5 separate regions of the Homo sapiens genome follow, and regions 2, 3, 4 and 5 are each linked to region 1. The links are chromatin contacts, found by Hi-C or POLR2A ChIA-PET in ENCODE. All regions are on one chromosome and are shown on one strand. Each heading gives the region's core, a stretch centred on a gene start or an enhancer-like site at or near the end of the contact. The rest is flanking DNA. Distances are from core to core; before and after follow the strand shown. Region 1 has its middle 73 kb from the start of TXLNB. Region 2 has its middle 72 kb from the start of LINC02941. Region 3 holds the start of NHSL1-AS1 (NHSL1 antisense RNA 1). Region 4 has its middle 93 kb from the start of NHSL1. Region 5 has its middle 49 kb from the start of LINC02941.

Region 1 (2,700 bases), core at 54-2,553:
CAGTATGGTAGGGTCCCCTTTAGGGTGTTCAGCTTCTGCTGCTCAGCAGCAAATGTGTGACCAATTCAGTATGTGTTGGGTTCTCGACTTAATAGGGTGCTTAATTACTAACTTACATAAGCAAGTACAAGTACGTTTGTATGTATGCACATATTTAAGTAAGGTTTTCTGATGTTATTAGACACCAAAAACATATAAAATATACTTTATTAATAATTGTCAGAAATGTGCTATTAACACACATAGATGAGTTTGTGAATACTGCAAAAAGATTTAGCACTTTGAGAGTTGTCCAGGTAAGATTTTCCAAGAGGAAGGCCAAGCAGATACTTAGGGCATCTGCAAAGCAGCAATTTTGTGAAGAAGATTCCAAATATAGGCCAGGCGTGGTGGCTCACACCTGTAATCCCAGCACTTTGGGAGGCCAAGGTGGGTGGATCATCTGAGGTCAGGAGTTCGAGACCAGCCTGACCAACAAGGTGAAACCCTGTCTCTACTAAATACAAAAAATTAGCCAGGCATGGTGGAGCATGCCTGTAATCCCAGCTACTTGGGAGGCCGAGGGAGGAGAATCGCTTGAACCTGGGAGGTGGAGGTTGCAGTAAGCTGAGATTGCACCATTGCACTTTAGCCTGGGTGGCAGAGCAAAACTCTGTCTAAAAAAAAAAGATTCCATAATATTATTTGTTAATTGATGATTTATAAAAACCCAAAAAACCATTGAAGAAGTCATCATGGCTTCTGGATCTCAGCTTGGCAACAGCAGCAATGGAACCCATGGGAAAATAGAAAGCTGGTTCCCCCAAATTCCATCCCTGGAGATATACTCTCTGTGGTGTAAATTGTGGCTGAGTTCTTTGAGTATATTTTGTCAATTGTGGAATACTGGTATAGGTTCGTTATCTTTCTATTGCTTGTCTAGTGTAGTTCATTCATACTTCTATCCCGGTGCCTCACCCACTGTCTAGCACAGGGTAAGTACTCACTAATTGTATTCAATGTTCAACTCCACAATTGCTGGCTTGCCCATTTCTCACTGAAGTGGGATACAGCCTGGATCCCAACTGCAATTTGGTTTCATTTGTTCAGAGAAAAATAAACTTCCTTGAGACTTTTTCAGCCTAACAGTGGTAAACAATCACTCAAGTTGGCAGAAGAGGAGGCCTACTTAATCACTGTACAAAGGTGGTTTTCAGTCCAGTTGCTGGGTATACAGTCCTGCCAGATTTAGTGACAAGCAGGCCTGAGCTGACCAAGTCACTGGCTACATCTCCAGCGGTTCAGTAGGTGGCACTGCTGTTCTCTCTGTGCAGAAGCTGGCAGCCGCACGGAGGCTGTATGTTTGGGCAAGCAGGAATGCAAATCATCAGCTCAAAGCAGCCTTTCTGGGCAAGCAGCAACACAAACCCATTATCAGTGCGGTGGCAGCTGCTGCTGTTTGTCCCTGCTTGCAGGCAGTTTCAGAGTGAGGGCCTTTGGAATGTGACCATGAGACTGGAGACGTCAGGAAGCGAAGCCACTGGGCTAAAATAAGCAGGTTAGGAGTCAGTTATCTGGTTCCCCACAGATGTGTCTGGGAGCAGCTGGGAGGCTGAGACGGCAGGCAGGCCTTTCCTTCTTATAACTCTGGGCTGGAAAATCTCATCAATATGGAAAACTCTCTAAAGACCCATCTTGAAACCAAGTCAGCAAAAATCTAGAGTATCTTGAACTGGTGGCAGAATTATATTTGTTATACCTATGAGCTGGCTTTTCCTGGTCAGTCTTGATTTCTAATGTTCTGTTTTCTTGCTGATATAAGAGTATTAGGCTTTGTCCAACTGCATTTTCACTTGCGGTTTAGAAAATATGGTCACCGTAATTACCCTTCATTTCCTGACAGCTGAATCTCAACTGATATTATGGACTGACTGTGTCCCCCTCAAATTCATATGTTGAAATCCTTACTCTCAAACTGATGGTATTAGGAAGTGGGGCCTTTGGGTGATAATTAGATCATGGGGGTGGACCCCTCATGAATGGGATTAGTGCCCTTATAGAAGAGACCTCAGAGAGATCTTTTGCCCCTTCTGCCATGTGAAGTCACCATGAGAAGATGGCTGTCTATGAAGAAGCAGATCTCCCACACACTGAATCTGCTGGTACCTTGATACTGGACTTCTCAGCCTCTAGTACTGCAAGAAATAAATTTCTGTTGTTTGTAAGCCACCCCGTCTATGGTATTTTGTTATAGAAGCCTGAACAGACTATTTAATTTCTATTTAATTCAAACTTCTCACACAAAGTGATGGGAAACCACAAGTCACTGGGATTTGTTTTTTGCTAGTACTTTAGTTTATGGGGTGAATATCTGCCATTTTAGTGAATCCTTGTATACCATCCAAAGGGAGGCAGGAGTGAGGTAGCCATGAGTCTCTCAAATTTAAGTGGATACAAAGTAGCTCCTCGGAGAGCTGGATCCATATGTGTGTCATCATATCTGCGTCTGACAAATGCCTGGCATATGTGCTGCCCCTTCCCCTCCTTCTAGGGTTGGCGTTATTAACTTATTGTGGCACACTTTCCTTCCAGACCAGTTTTGGTCTCAGACAGATTCTTTGGCACATAGGATAAAACTTACTTGCCCAGTTTCAACCGTGGTTGACCTTTAATATTTGCATTATATCAGATAATGATAAAGGTCAAAATCTTAGCTAAAAT
Region 2 (2,776 bases), core at 17-2,516, 680 kb after region 1:
AATGCCATCGTGATATGATCTTTTAAATTCTTCAGTACTTGGGATGGACGCACTTGGCCTATGCACCTCCTCTCTCTATAGGCTTCGTCTTAAAGACTTGTAACAGAAAGACAGAGATGATCCAAAATGTTGTGACATGGTTAGGCTTTGTGTCCCCAACCAAATCTCATCATGAATTGTAATCCCTATGTGTAGAGAGAGGGAAGTGATTGGATTATGGGGGAAGTGTCTTTCATGCTGTTTTCATGATAGTAAGTGAGTTCTCATGAGATCTGATGGTTTTATAAATGTCTGGCATTTCCCCTGCTTGTACTCTTTCTCCTGCCACTGGTGAGGAGGTGCCTGCTTCCCTTTCTGCCATGATTGTAAGTTTCCTGAGGCCTTCCCAGCCATGCAGAACTGTGAGTCAATTAAACCTCTTTCCTTTATAAATTACCTGGTCTCAGAGAAGCTCTTTACAGCAGTGTGAGAACACACTAAGACATGTTGTTAGAAAAATAGGCAATTTTCTACTTAATAATTCCTAAAAGTCTTCTTTATATAATATGTGATACCTAAATCTTTATCTAATATTTAAAATACTTCTTTAAAATGTTAATAATTCCTAAAATGTTTCTTTTTTAAAAAAAATGCCTAAAATGCTTCTTTGTCCCTCCCTGGGAAAATAATGTTTGTGAATTGACAAAACAAAATTGGAGCTCAGACCCAATTCAAGTCATACCTCAATCTTGAGGTCAGAGACACTCCCTCGATCCCAATTTAGAGGATCAAGAAATCTCAGGGGAATGTATTTCTCCAGATCTTCATGTATGCAGTAAAGGAGGGATCTTGATTGGGTCTTGGTAGGATCTTTTGGTTTGTCAACTGTTGACTCCTTAGAAGTTCACTGGAAATACCTGTTTATGAAAAAGAAAGAATACCACCATGACAAATCTTAGTAGTGTCTCAGAAGGTGAACTTCAAGGTAAGATATCAAATAGACTTTTAGGGCCTGGGCTAGGACTTTTTAAGTCAGATCTTGCAAGAAACAGTACTGGTTGGGATTGAAGAGAGTTTATTAGAGAATAGATTTAGACAAATGGGCTCAGAGAAGCCAGAGTCTTGAAGCTATTCATTATAAACAAGCTATTAGTCTTTATAAGTAACCTGTTTAGTTGGTTCAGTCTTATCTTTAAGAAACAAGTAGTTTCTGGAGCAAGTAGCTGAGTTAAATTTGCTTTGCTCTCAGTATTGTTTCAAATAGGTACAGAAAATTATATTGCTTTCAGTTTTCTTTCCCCTTTCCTCTCCATCCCCCCCACGGAACTTGTCTCAGGTTTTCAGAGTCGGACTGCTAGATTAGTACAATAAAAGTGTTGTGAAACTAGGGCTGTTGCAAGGACTTAGACCTCAAAGCCACTCTATTTGAGCTGCCAATAATAGGCCTTGTCCTACTGATTTCCAATTAAATTAGCTTTTAAAAACATGTTTATTGATTGACATACATACATAATTATAATGGACTATTTTCCATAAGTGATTATTTTAATGGACATTTGTGTTTTATGAACACATTAGCTACCTGACCAAATAGCAAGCAAGTTATCTTGAATTAATGCTGTAGGTTTCTTCCAACTACTAAGTAGGCAGGCTGGGATCCATTACTGTAGGCTGTCAGGGGAGAAAAGATGAATTGAGTTGATGGTGATGACATAATGAATGTGGCTTCAATGACACAGTGGCAAATGTTAAACTCACTCACTGTATGATGAAACCACATCATTAGAAACAATAGCAAGGGAGAAGGTAAATCAAGAAAGGAGACAAATCACTCACAATGCATGAGAATATCTGGAAGCTCCTCAATGCAGCATCCAGAACTTCACCATGGTTGAGGCACTAAGGAAATAAGTTTCTAAAAACAGTGGCTTTAAGGAGAAAAGAAATAATGACCACCAATTGAAACTAGGACACCCTAGGGTCATATCCAAAGAAGTGGAAAATGTAGGGTATGTTAGTAAACAGGGAATTTCAGCCATTACGTTTGTTTTATCTAGAGCTAGAGACTACTATTATTGTCACCTATAGTTATTTGAGCTCACTGGTGCCAGGTAGGTGGAAACCAGAGAGACAAAGGTCACATTCACAGAAAAAAATTGGACTGTTATAAGTCTTAGGGCATGTCAAGCACATTATGATCACAATGCATTAAGAACAGGCTTATCTGACCCATGAACAAGCACCATGGCAAAATCTGAGAGCTGATTTAAGCAACACTTGAGCTGTGGGAGTAAACCAAAATGTATAAAGACAGTATCATTTCCATGAACTCATTAAAAATGACTTCATTTGAATTTTAATTTTGGAATTGAATCTTAAAAAAATTACATCTCAATTTATAAAATCACAAAGGTAATGGCACTATAAACTTCTACTTGCTTTTCACGTGTTTCAGTACTTTCTAATAGAAATCACCAGCCCTAGAAATTTCAGGAACTGTGAAGGCTGCTAGGGAGCAGGTAGTTTTATCAGTTTCAGTAAAGTTGCACTTGTGCAAATGTTGGGTAAACAGTTTGGGCCAATTTTACTTGGATAAAAGATACAATGTGCCCTCCAGGTGATTCCTTTCTCTGGGACTGGGAGAGCATCTGCTAATGATACCAAGTCTTGAATATCTCTCTTCTAAGGCACAAAATCTGTAGTGACCCTCTATTGAAATTTTTTTGGACTTTATTTCTTATGAAGGAAATTAGTGGCAGTTCCTCACAGCTTTTTGGGGGAGAATAACATTTCAGTA
Region 3 (2,782 bases), core at 121-2,620, 530 kb before region 1:
GCTTTTAAGCACATAAAAAAGCAAAGTGTGTGAAGGTGAAAGAAACCACAAAAATTAATGTCTTGATAGTCAGCTTTCTTCTCTACATGTACATTTATACTCAGGCATAATTATATTCAATAAAAAGCCTTCTTGCATGATTATTAAAAAAAAAAAAATGGGGCCACGTGTGGTAGCTCACACCTGTAATCCCAGCACTTTGGGAGGTCGAGGCAGGTGGATCGCCTGAGGTTGGGAGTTAAAGACCAGCCTGACAAACATGGCGAAACCCTGTCTCTACTAAAAATACAAAAATTAGCCGGGCGTGGTGGCGGGCGCCTGTAATCCCAGGTACTCTAGAGGCTGAGGCAGGAGGATTGCTTGAACCCAGGAGGCGGAGGGTGCAGTGAGCTGAGATTGCACCACAGCACTCCAGCCTGGAAGACAGGTATGAAATCACAACCACTTAAGATTCAAACAAACTTGTGAAAAGTTTTGAAAAGAGTTATTTCAGTTACTGTAATTAGAACAACCTTAGTTAATATGGAGAATTTGGGGGATTTCTGGCTATGGACAGTAGCCTATTGGGGCATATGTACTAAAGAACAGAGAAAAGTGATACATTTAAATGTAAAACCAAACTAGTAAAGGAAGGAGTTCTTGACCTTCAGGGAGTTTCCTCTTGTTTTTTAATTCCCACAATAGATCAGTTCACCTATCAATCAGATCTCCCTCATCACATTCTTTGTCAAGGGTAAAATTCTGGTTCTCCCACGTACCTACACCCTAGACAGAAAACGCATAGAAGCAACTCGTGATTGCCGCATAGACCATGACATCCTACTAGGACAGTGTATCCTACCATATGCATGAAGTCATCACTCACATTAAGTAGATATATTCTGATTATGTCAACAACCTTATGAGATCACTTTGATTCCTCCCCACTGATTTTTTTTTCTTGGAGGGGGACGCTCTCCCAGGTTGGGAACTGTCCACAATTCATATGAATGTGTTGACGGCACAATCAAAGAGATGAACGCAAAAATGTAAAACTGCCACGAATTAATTATACAACTTGGAGAAAGATGTATTATAGCAAGCAATCTCACTGAAATTAAATAATTGAAAATTTTGAACTCTTAGGCTGTAAGGTAGTTAAAATATAGCTAAGTTTTTCTAGCTAGCTGGAAAACGAGCTATTCGAGATTGCATATGAAGTGATTCTAGGAGAAAAAACTATTTCATCCAGAGCTGCTGAAATCTAGGCGTGTGTTACATCAACATCTCCCCTCCCACCCAGCAATCCATCAACCATCTCCAATTTATTCTTTACACTTAGGATTATGACCAAGTTCACGTACTTAAAAGGGAGAAACCACAGAGACATCACACTGAAAGTTTCTCTGCTTTGGGCCAGCAGGAAATTCCAGTTGCTTCATTCACCGGAGCCAGTTAAGCTGCTGAAATGAAATGGATCACCGGAGAGATCACTATATCAGGACATAGACTTGACTTTCAGGGTTGGAGGAAGCCGGACAAAGATGAATGGGATTCAGAGCCTGAACTCAAGGTCAACGTCTTCTGAATCACAAAGAGCTGGTGGGTCAGTCTGGGAGAAGAAAGAAAATTCTGCGCCAAATGGGAAAACCCTTAAAGTCTGCATAGTTTTGCTTGTCGGTAAGAACACAGGTAGGCGGCGGGAAGAGAGGTGGCAAGCAGCCCCAACGCTCGCCGAGATCCCCAGGGTTTTACAAACGGATCGTCCTGAAGTCTCCAAAACTGTAACTACTATATGCCCAAATTTATATTCTCCCCTGGCTTTTCCAACAGGCTACCTGCCTGTGACAGTTTTCCCACGAACTTGGCTCTCCTCTGTCTACAGCGCCCCGGGGTCTCCCAAACAGACAGACACAGACAGACAGAAGGAGCAGACAAGGGGACTGTCCAATTCCCACCCTCCGCGCCCACTCTCTCGAGGTAGCCAAGACCCTCCAGGAGTCCGAAAGTCACAGAGCGCTCTGCGCCCCTGCCACCTGCCCAGCCTCCCGCTGGGGTCCGGCAGTCCCCACTGGAGACCCCGACATCGCGGGGCTCCGCGGCCCCCGCGCCGACCCAGGGCCGCCAGGGGGCGGGCGGGAGCAGCTCTCCGGGTGCCTCCCCCGCCGGTTCCCCTCCCCCGGCCCGCCGGCCACTCACGGATTTTCACTCGGCGGTGGTCCAGGCGCGCAGCGGCGGCTTGCAGGGCGTCGAGGCGGCGGTGCAGCGCGGCGGTGCGGTGGCCCAGCGCGGCCGCCTGGCCCTCGAGCTCGCCGAAGATGTCCCCGGCGCAGCGCGACAGGTCGGCCAGCTGCGCCAGCAGGCAGCCCAGGGCATGCGAGCTGACCTGCTCCAGCGAGCGGAAGAGTGGCGCGCCCGCAGCCCCGGCCCCCGCCGCCTCGGGCCGGCGCAGCCGCGCGGGCTCCAGGGTCCTCTGGTGGAAGGGCATGGCGGGGGCGGGCCGGCGGCGCGGGATCCCTCAGTCTGCCTCCCGTCGGCGCGGGGCGCCAGCCTGCATCCAACACAAAGGAAGTCCCGGGCAGCGGCGGGGCGCCGAGGGAAGCCTGGCGGCCCCTGCCCGCAGGGGAGAGGCCGGGCGGGCAGGAAGGACGGACGGACGGACGGGCGCGCGGGCGAGCGGGCACCCGGGCGGCGCGGGGCAGGAATGGGGTCCGAGCCGTGGCTGCCTGGCGCCCGGCGGCGTTCCTCCACCCGCAGGGCTTCGCGGGCCGCGCGGCGAGAGGAAGTTCCAGGGGCAGCTCTG
Region 4 (2,700 bases), core at 134-2,633, 630 kb before region 1:
ACCACAAGTACACGCCCCCATGCCTGGCTGATTTTTTTGTTGTTGTTGTTTGTTTGTTTTCTGGTAGAGCTATCTCCCTGTGTTTCCCAGGCTGGTCTTAAACTCCTGGGCTCAAGTGATCTGCCTGCCTCAGCCTCCCAACATGCTGGGATTACAGGTGTGAGCCACCCTGCCCAGCTAATTCATAAGTTTTCAATTGAGCGCGGTTCTAAGTCGCGTGATGAAATCTCCCACCGTCCTGCTCTGTCCAGCCCTGCACGTGCACGTGGATCATCCTTCTGTGCAGCGGATCCATGCTGTGGACACACACTCTCCTGAGTTACTGAACAGACTACTCGGTTATCAGATTGGAAAAACATAATGTATCTAGGGTTCCATAGGATCCATGGTTTCAGGCATCCACCGAGGGTTTTGGAACCTATCCCTCATGGATAAAGGGAGACGACTGTAACTTTGAAAGTTCCCATTTGAAAATGTTTTTTGGGTTTTTTGCTCAATTATTCCATGACAATAAATGCATTCTCATAGCTATAATCAAACTAAAGAGAATTTAATTATCACCCTCAAGAAAACTACAGTTTCCTGCTCCCCAAAACACAATATTAAATACCCATATTATCACTTTTCAAGATTGCACAGGTAATTTCTAATAGGTCCCACACCCACATCTCAAGGTCAATTTAGCCTGCATGAAAGAAAACAACTGAATGAAAATAGAACACAAGATTCTTCATATGCAAAAATGACTGTGTAAAAACTATATAGGCCAGGCACGGTAGCTCACACCTATAATCCCAGCACTTTGGGAGGCTGAGGCGGGTGGATCACTTGAGGCCAGGAGTTTGAGACCAGCCTGGCCAGCATGGGGAAACCCCGTCTCTACTAAAAATACAAAAATTGGCTGGGGTGGTGGCAGGCGCCCGTAATCCCAGCTACTACAGTCTCAGGCTGAGGCATGAGAATCACTTGAACCCAGGAGGTGGAGGCTGCAGTGAGCCAAGATTGCTCCACTGCACTCCAGCTTGGGCGACAGAGCGAGACTGTCGCACAAAAAAACAAAAAACAACAAAAAACAAAAAACAACAACAAAAAAAACCCCTACATATCCAGAACTAAAGAGTGAAAACTGACAAGTATGCAGGTAATTGCCCTTAAGGAAAAAGGTGTGTGGATATATTTTAGTGGGCTGGTCTAAATATTTTCTAAATATCGTAAGACATATGAAACAGGGTGGCTAGGAGCTGCTATTTCAGCTTTTTAAAAGCAATTGTGATGGAGCAAAAATTTTGCCTGTAGACAATAATTAACCTTTCTCCAAAAGCATCACATATATATCATTCTATATACCAAATGCCACAGCCACAGGAAGTCAGTTGCCCACAGCCTTATAAATCAGTTTACTTGCTTCCTCATTTTCTGTTATGGACTTTCCTAGCCAAACTCTGTCATGGCAGTTCACTTCAAAATTAAAAATAAAGTTGATTTAATGGAGCCTGGATGAATCCCATCTGAAAGCCATTAAAACATACACACCCACTTCCACACAAACCAGAGAATCAGTAGAATTCAAAGACTTATTGAATCCTGAAACTGTAAAGGATCCGAGTGACAAATAATTCACATGTCCTATTAATCACAGGAGGTAGACGGGTTCTGTGATTCCAGCACTGACACGGAGGCAGTCAGGAGCACTGCTAGGACTAGAATCCCGTTGTCCTTGCCCCAGTCCAGGCTCTGCCCACTCTCCCATGCTTCAGGTCTGGCTCTGAAGTTCGTGATTCCCCGTTCATAGTCTTCAAGTACATCAGTGAGTCACGTTTCCGTTTCCTCTCACTGTTCCAAATGCTGGGCTTTGGTAGCACAGAGTTCATTCATTCACAATCATGCTAATTCACTCATACAGAGAGAGAGTGCTGACGCACTTAGGAATTATGACTTAACATGCAATTCTCAAATCAGTGAGGCCAACGGCTAACTAAACTTAAAAATAAAAGGAAATCTAGCCCTTAGCACTCAAAATACTTCCTTTCAACCTACTGTAAAACAACAAACTCACTTTCATTAGGAGATGAAAAGTGAGTCATTTCTTTCTTCCAGTAGACGGTCTCCCCAGGCACAAACTCATGCACATTATATTTCATGGGACCTTTTAAATATTTACTTGTTAGCAGTATTCTTCCTTTCGGGTCAAAGATTATAGTATTTAGCAACACAAAGAAAGCTGAGGGATAGAGTTATGAATTAGTAAACTGCTTTGCCAAGCCTTCCATTTGTTAATTCAGTCCAACTTCAAAGAGGATTTTAAAGAGAGGTTCAGCTGTCAGAAATTAACTCTAAGAAAACTGCTGAATCAAAAAGTGACTTGGGCAGTTTTTCCCAAACTGGTGTTAAGGAAAAACTGTTCAGTTGTAGGTATAGGAGCAAAAAGTATCTTCCTATGCAAATAAGCTTAGGGCAAACAAAGTTTTTAAAAGGTTTTTTGTCTTGTTCACTACAGGACTTTCCCAGCCTTTGACATGCTAATGTTGCTGTAAATTTCCAGGGATGTGGTGGGGGTCAGTTTATTTTGATCACATTAATTATGTGGTTGGGGGATGTGGATAAAATAGGAGAAATGCACTACACTGATTCAGCAGCTTCTAAGCAACAGAGAAAGGGTTTGGCTAAAGTACTAGTATTTTTGGTATTCAGTAGCAAAGA
Region 5 (2,700 bases), core at 40-2,539, 710 kb after region 1:
ACTGTTGACTATAAATATATATTTATATATATACACACACAAATAGCCAAAGGAAGATATCGTTTAAGTCTGAGACCAAAACTAGGCAAGGTTTTCTGTCTTTATTTTGTATTTTTGTACGCATTACAGTGTTAGACAGCTTTTAATTAGCCTCGCTGAGTAAAACTGCTGCTGATGGATTTTTCTTTGTGGGTGGGGGTGGATGCTCAGTTTTCTACCCTGATTACTAATTATTATTGTCTTTGCCTTTCAAATCAAATCATAGTTTTGAAATCACAGAGCTCGATTTAACTGCAGCCTGATGACTCTATAATAATTTTGAGGAATATTGTGCAAGATTCTACTTTCCCTGATTTCTATTTGTTATGAGCTCATATTTATGAATGGAAGTGTGCAGTCCAGTCTGATCTATGGCTTGTTACAAATGTGGAATATGTATGCGTTGCTGTTTCTGCCTTCTTTGCAACACACCACCACCGTGATTCATGTGTAAACAGGAGGCCGCTTCTCCTCAGTCCTTCCCTTCCATCTTGTCCATGTGCTTCACAATTACAGCCAGTTGAGGAGGCGAAGTACACAGAGGCCACTGAGTTATTTTACATGCTGTGGGCTGCCAGCACATTGTGAATCCCTAGGGATCCCCGAAGCCCATTACCAACCCAGTGAATCACTCTGTTTGCTTTTCCGCAAAAAAGAAATGTGCAGCTGCGTACTTCTGCCACGGACTTTGGAATTTTGTTCCCTCTTCCATCTGCGTTTTGTGTAAAGAAATTCTGCCGGAATAATTACTTGTCTGTCCCCTTTGCTCATTCCCAACATAATCATTCTTCAACCTTCTGTTTCCAATTAGTTCTTATCTCAAATGGCTTATTGGCATCAATCTGTTCTCAGCATCACCAAAGTGCACAAAACTACCCTGAAACATAGGGGAATCTAGATAAGGCTGAGGCTCACCCATCAATCCAGTGGAGTCTCCTCATTTCACCCCAGTGCCTTCCTTTTCTCAGGAAACCTGAGACAGGAGATGGTGTTGAGACAGGCTGTTGATATAGCACATTTTGGAGCAAAATGACATCCATGAATATTGCAGGTACTGTGCAAGGTCTGCGAACATAGCCATTGTTGGACATCTGGTGTCAAAAAGAACTGTTTCAAAACAAGGTCACAGTGTTAAATCATGGTGTAGACAGCTTCTGAGCAGTGTCCACTGCTGGAGAGGGTAACCGAGACCTGTTTGTCAATGGTTGCACTCTAAGTCTTGGTAGTCACTTTGATCTGCAAACTGTTTTGCCACAGGATCATGACTAAAAGTGGGCTGAAAGAACTCTGCTGCCTTTATTAGTCAGCTAGGCATAAAGAGAGAGTGGTAATAGGGTCAGGCAAGAAAAACAGCACTTTCGAAAAGGCTAGTGAACTTGGCATGGCATGAACAAGCCCAAGGACACATGTTTGATAAACATGTAGTTACCTATGCTCAGACAAAAGAGGCTTTAGAACTTATACATCCAAAGTTCCTTTTTTTCTTCTTTTCCAAAGAAACTGACATCGAAGGGCATTAAATGGCTTTTCCAAAATCATAACTAATTAATGGTAGAAGTTGAATTCCAATCTTTTTAACTCCTAGTAAAGTGCTCTTTCTAACAAGCTGCACTGCCAAGACCATGTCTGGAATAACTCATTTAAAGCACAGGTCAAAACTGCTCTTTTTATTCCATGAGCATGTGGATTTCCCTCTCTTAGTCATTGCTTAGTTCTAGGACCACGGCCAATACTTGCCACATAGGAGACATTCAATAAATCTATATTTTCTGGAAGAATGGAGAAATGAATAGAACTACATTAAGGCACTAGCAGGCATTGAGTGCCTCCTATGGGCCAGACACATTTCATACAGTGTTTCATTTGCACCCCCATCTTGGGAATGGGTCCCTGGGACAAATCCCTCTTCCTGGGGTCTAAACTCTTCCAAGGAGAAGCCATTTTGTAATGAGATTTTTATCTGGACGCAAAATCAGCCCCTAAGGAATTTGAAAGTTGTATGCTTTAGGTATAGAATTACTGGAGGCAATTGACTATGCCGCCACAGTTTAATTTCAGATTCACTGTAAATGTGGGATTGGATTTTATCTATCATTTTAAAAGATCTCTTTGGGTGGGGTTGCCCTGTCTTGCTGGCACCCCTTGAAAAACCCCACCCTTGAGCACTCCCTCACTCTAGATGTGATGAGGCTCCCCACCCCCACCTCCCCATCTCTCCTTGCCTCAGAGGAGTCAGGCTGCACTCAGCCCCATTGGACCTATAGTACTGGCTGGGGCTTACTTGCAGCCTTTCTCTGGGACATACTGGACCACAGCACACACATTTTGCCTGGCAGCCTGTTCATGTCCCTCTGAGGATCCCTGATAGTTCTGTTTTTCTTCTGGCTTGCTAGAAGGGAAAAGGGTTTCTAAGGGTAAGTGGCTGTCAAGATAACACCCCAGTCCTCCTTTGCCATTGGTGTGTCTCATGCCTGAAGTGGTAGAGATGTACACCCCTTAACATCCCTGGCTAACTGAAATTCTTTCCCTTTCCTTATCTCCTCAGTGTTGGAGGAAAAAGTTGCCATTGAAACTCACTTGAGCTTTCATTCATACTCTGGTCAGTTCCTGTATAATGGTACTTTCGTGTACAGGGGAAGAAAAAGTTCTTTTACTTCCACT

Evidence for each region. Hi-C counts contacts between places; a loop is a spot of excess contacts on that map. ChIA-PET counts read pairs that join two places held with the same protein, here RNA polymerase II (POLR2A). Pooled maps may share reads with other maps.
Region 2: a loop to region 1 is called in a pooled map, with 7 times the contacts of the local background. The contact joins two enhancer-like sites. A Hi-C loop is called at or near these places in 2 of 37 single-sample maps with no recorded cell type and 2 of 50 pooled maps. POLR2A ChIA-PET finds 5 or more read pairs at or near these places in 1 of 52 experiments (HEK293).
Region 3: a loop to region 1 is called in a pooled map, with 16 times the contacts of the local background. The contact joins the promoter of NHSL1-AS1 here to the enhancer-like site in region 1. A Hi-C loop is called at or near these places in 2 of 37 single-sample maps with no recorded cell type and 8 of 50 pooled maps.
Region 4: a loop to region 1 is called in a map of naive thymus-derived CD4-positive, alpha-beta T cell, with 4 times the contacts of the local background. The contact joins two enhancer-like sites. A Hi-C loop is called at or near these places in 1 of 168 maps with a recorded cell type or tissue (naive thymus-derived CD4-positive, alpha-beta T cell), 1 of 37 single-sample maps with no recorded cell type and 7 of 50 pooled maps.
Region 5: a pooled map shows a loop between it and region 1 (7-fold over the local background). The contact joins two enhancer-like sites. A Hi-C loop is called at or near these places in 1 of 168 maps with a recorded cell type or tissue (lower leg skin), 1 of 37 single-sample maps with no recorded cell type and 6 of 50 pooled maps.

What each region holds. Positions count from the first base shown.
Region 1 is chr6:139,218,093-139,220,792 of GRCh38, forward strand. It overlaps a transcript of TXLNB not described here. Among named protein-coding and RNA genes, the nearest start is that of TXLNB, 73 kb to the right of the region's middle. Within about 2 kb of position 1,304, at least 21 of the 41 ENCODE cell types and tissues checked have a DNase peak (open chromatin) inside an H3K27ac peak, as active enhancers do.
Region 2 is chr6:139,902,650-139,905,425 of GRCh38, forward strand. No RefSeq gene overlaps it. Among named protein-coding and RNA genes, the nearest start is that of LINC02941, 72 kb to the right of the region's middle. RefSeq lists an enhancer at 925-1,044. Within about 2 kb of position 1,267, at least 4 of the 41 ENCODE cell types and tissues checked have a DNase peak (open chromatin) inside an H3K27ac peak, as active enhancers do.
Region 3 is chr6:138,690,298-138,693,079 of GRCh38, forward strand. It overlaps NHSL1-AS1 (NHSL1 antisense RNA 1), which reads left to right and starts at 1,371. Exons shown (of 4, transcript NR_033896.1): 1 at 1,371-1,671. LOC124900217 (collagen alpha-1(III) chain) reads left to right here and starts at 2,429. Exons shown (of 2, transcript XM_047419637.1): 1 at 2,429-2,782. The coding sequence starts at 2,466. It also overlaps a transcript of NHSL1 not described here. RefSeq lists an enhancer at 766-1,965 and silencers at 2,088-2,137, 2,148-2,497.
Region 4 is chr6:138,591,553-138,594,252 of GRCh38, forward strand. It overlaps a transcript of NHSL1 not described here. Among named protein-coding and RNA genes, the nearest start is that of NHSL1, 93 kb to the left of the region's middle. RefSeq lists enhancers at 1-173, 174-674, 1,660-1,954, 1,983-2,052. Within about 2 kb of position 1,384, at least 22 of the 41 ENCODE cell types and tissues checked have a DNase peak (open chromatin) inside an H3K27ac peak, as active enhancers do.
Region 5 is chr6:139,925,627-139,928,326 of GRCh38, forward strand. No RefSeq gene overlaps it. Among named protein-coding and RNA genes, the nearest start is that of LINC02941, 49 kb to the right of the region's middle. Within about 2 kb of position 1,290, at least 5 of the 41 ENCODE cell types and tissues checked have a DNase peak (open chromatin) inside an H3K27ac peak, as active enhancers do.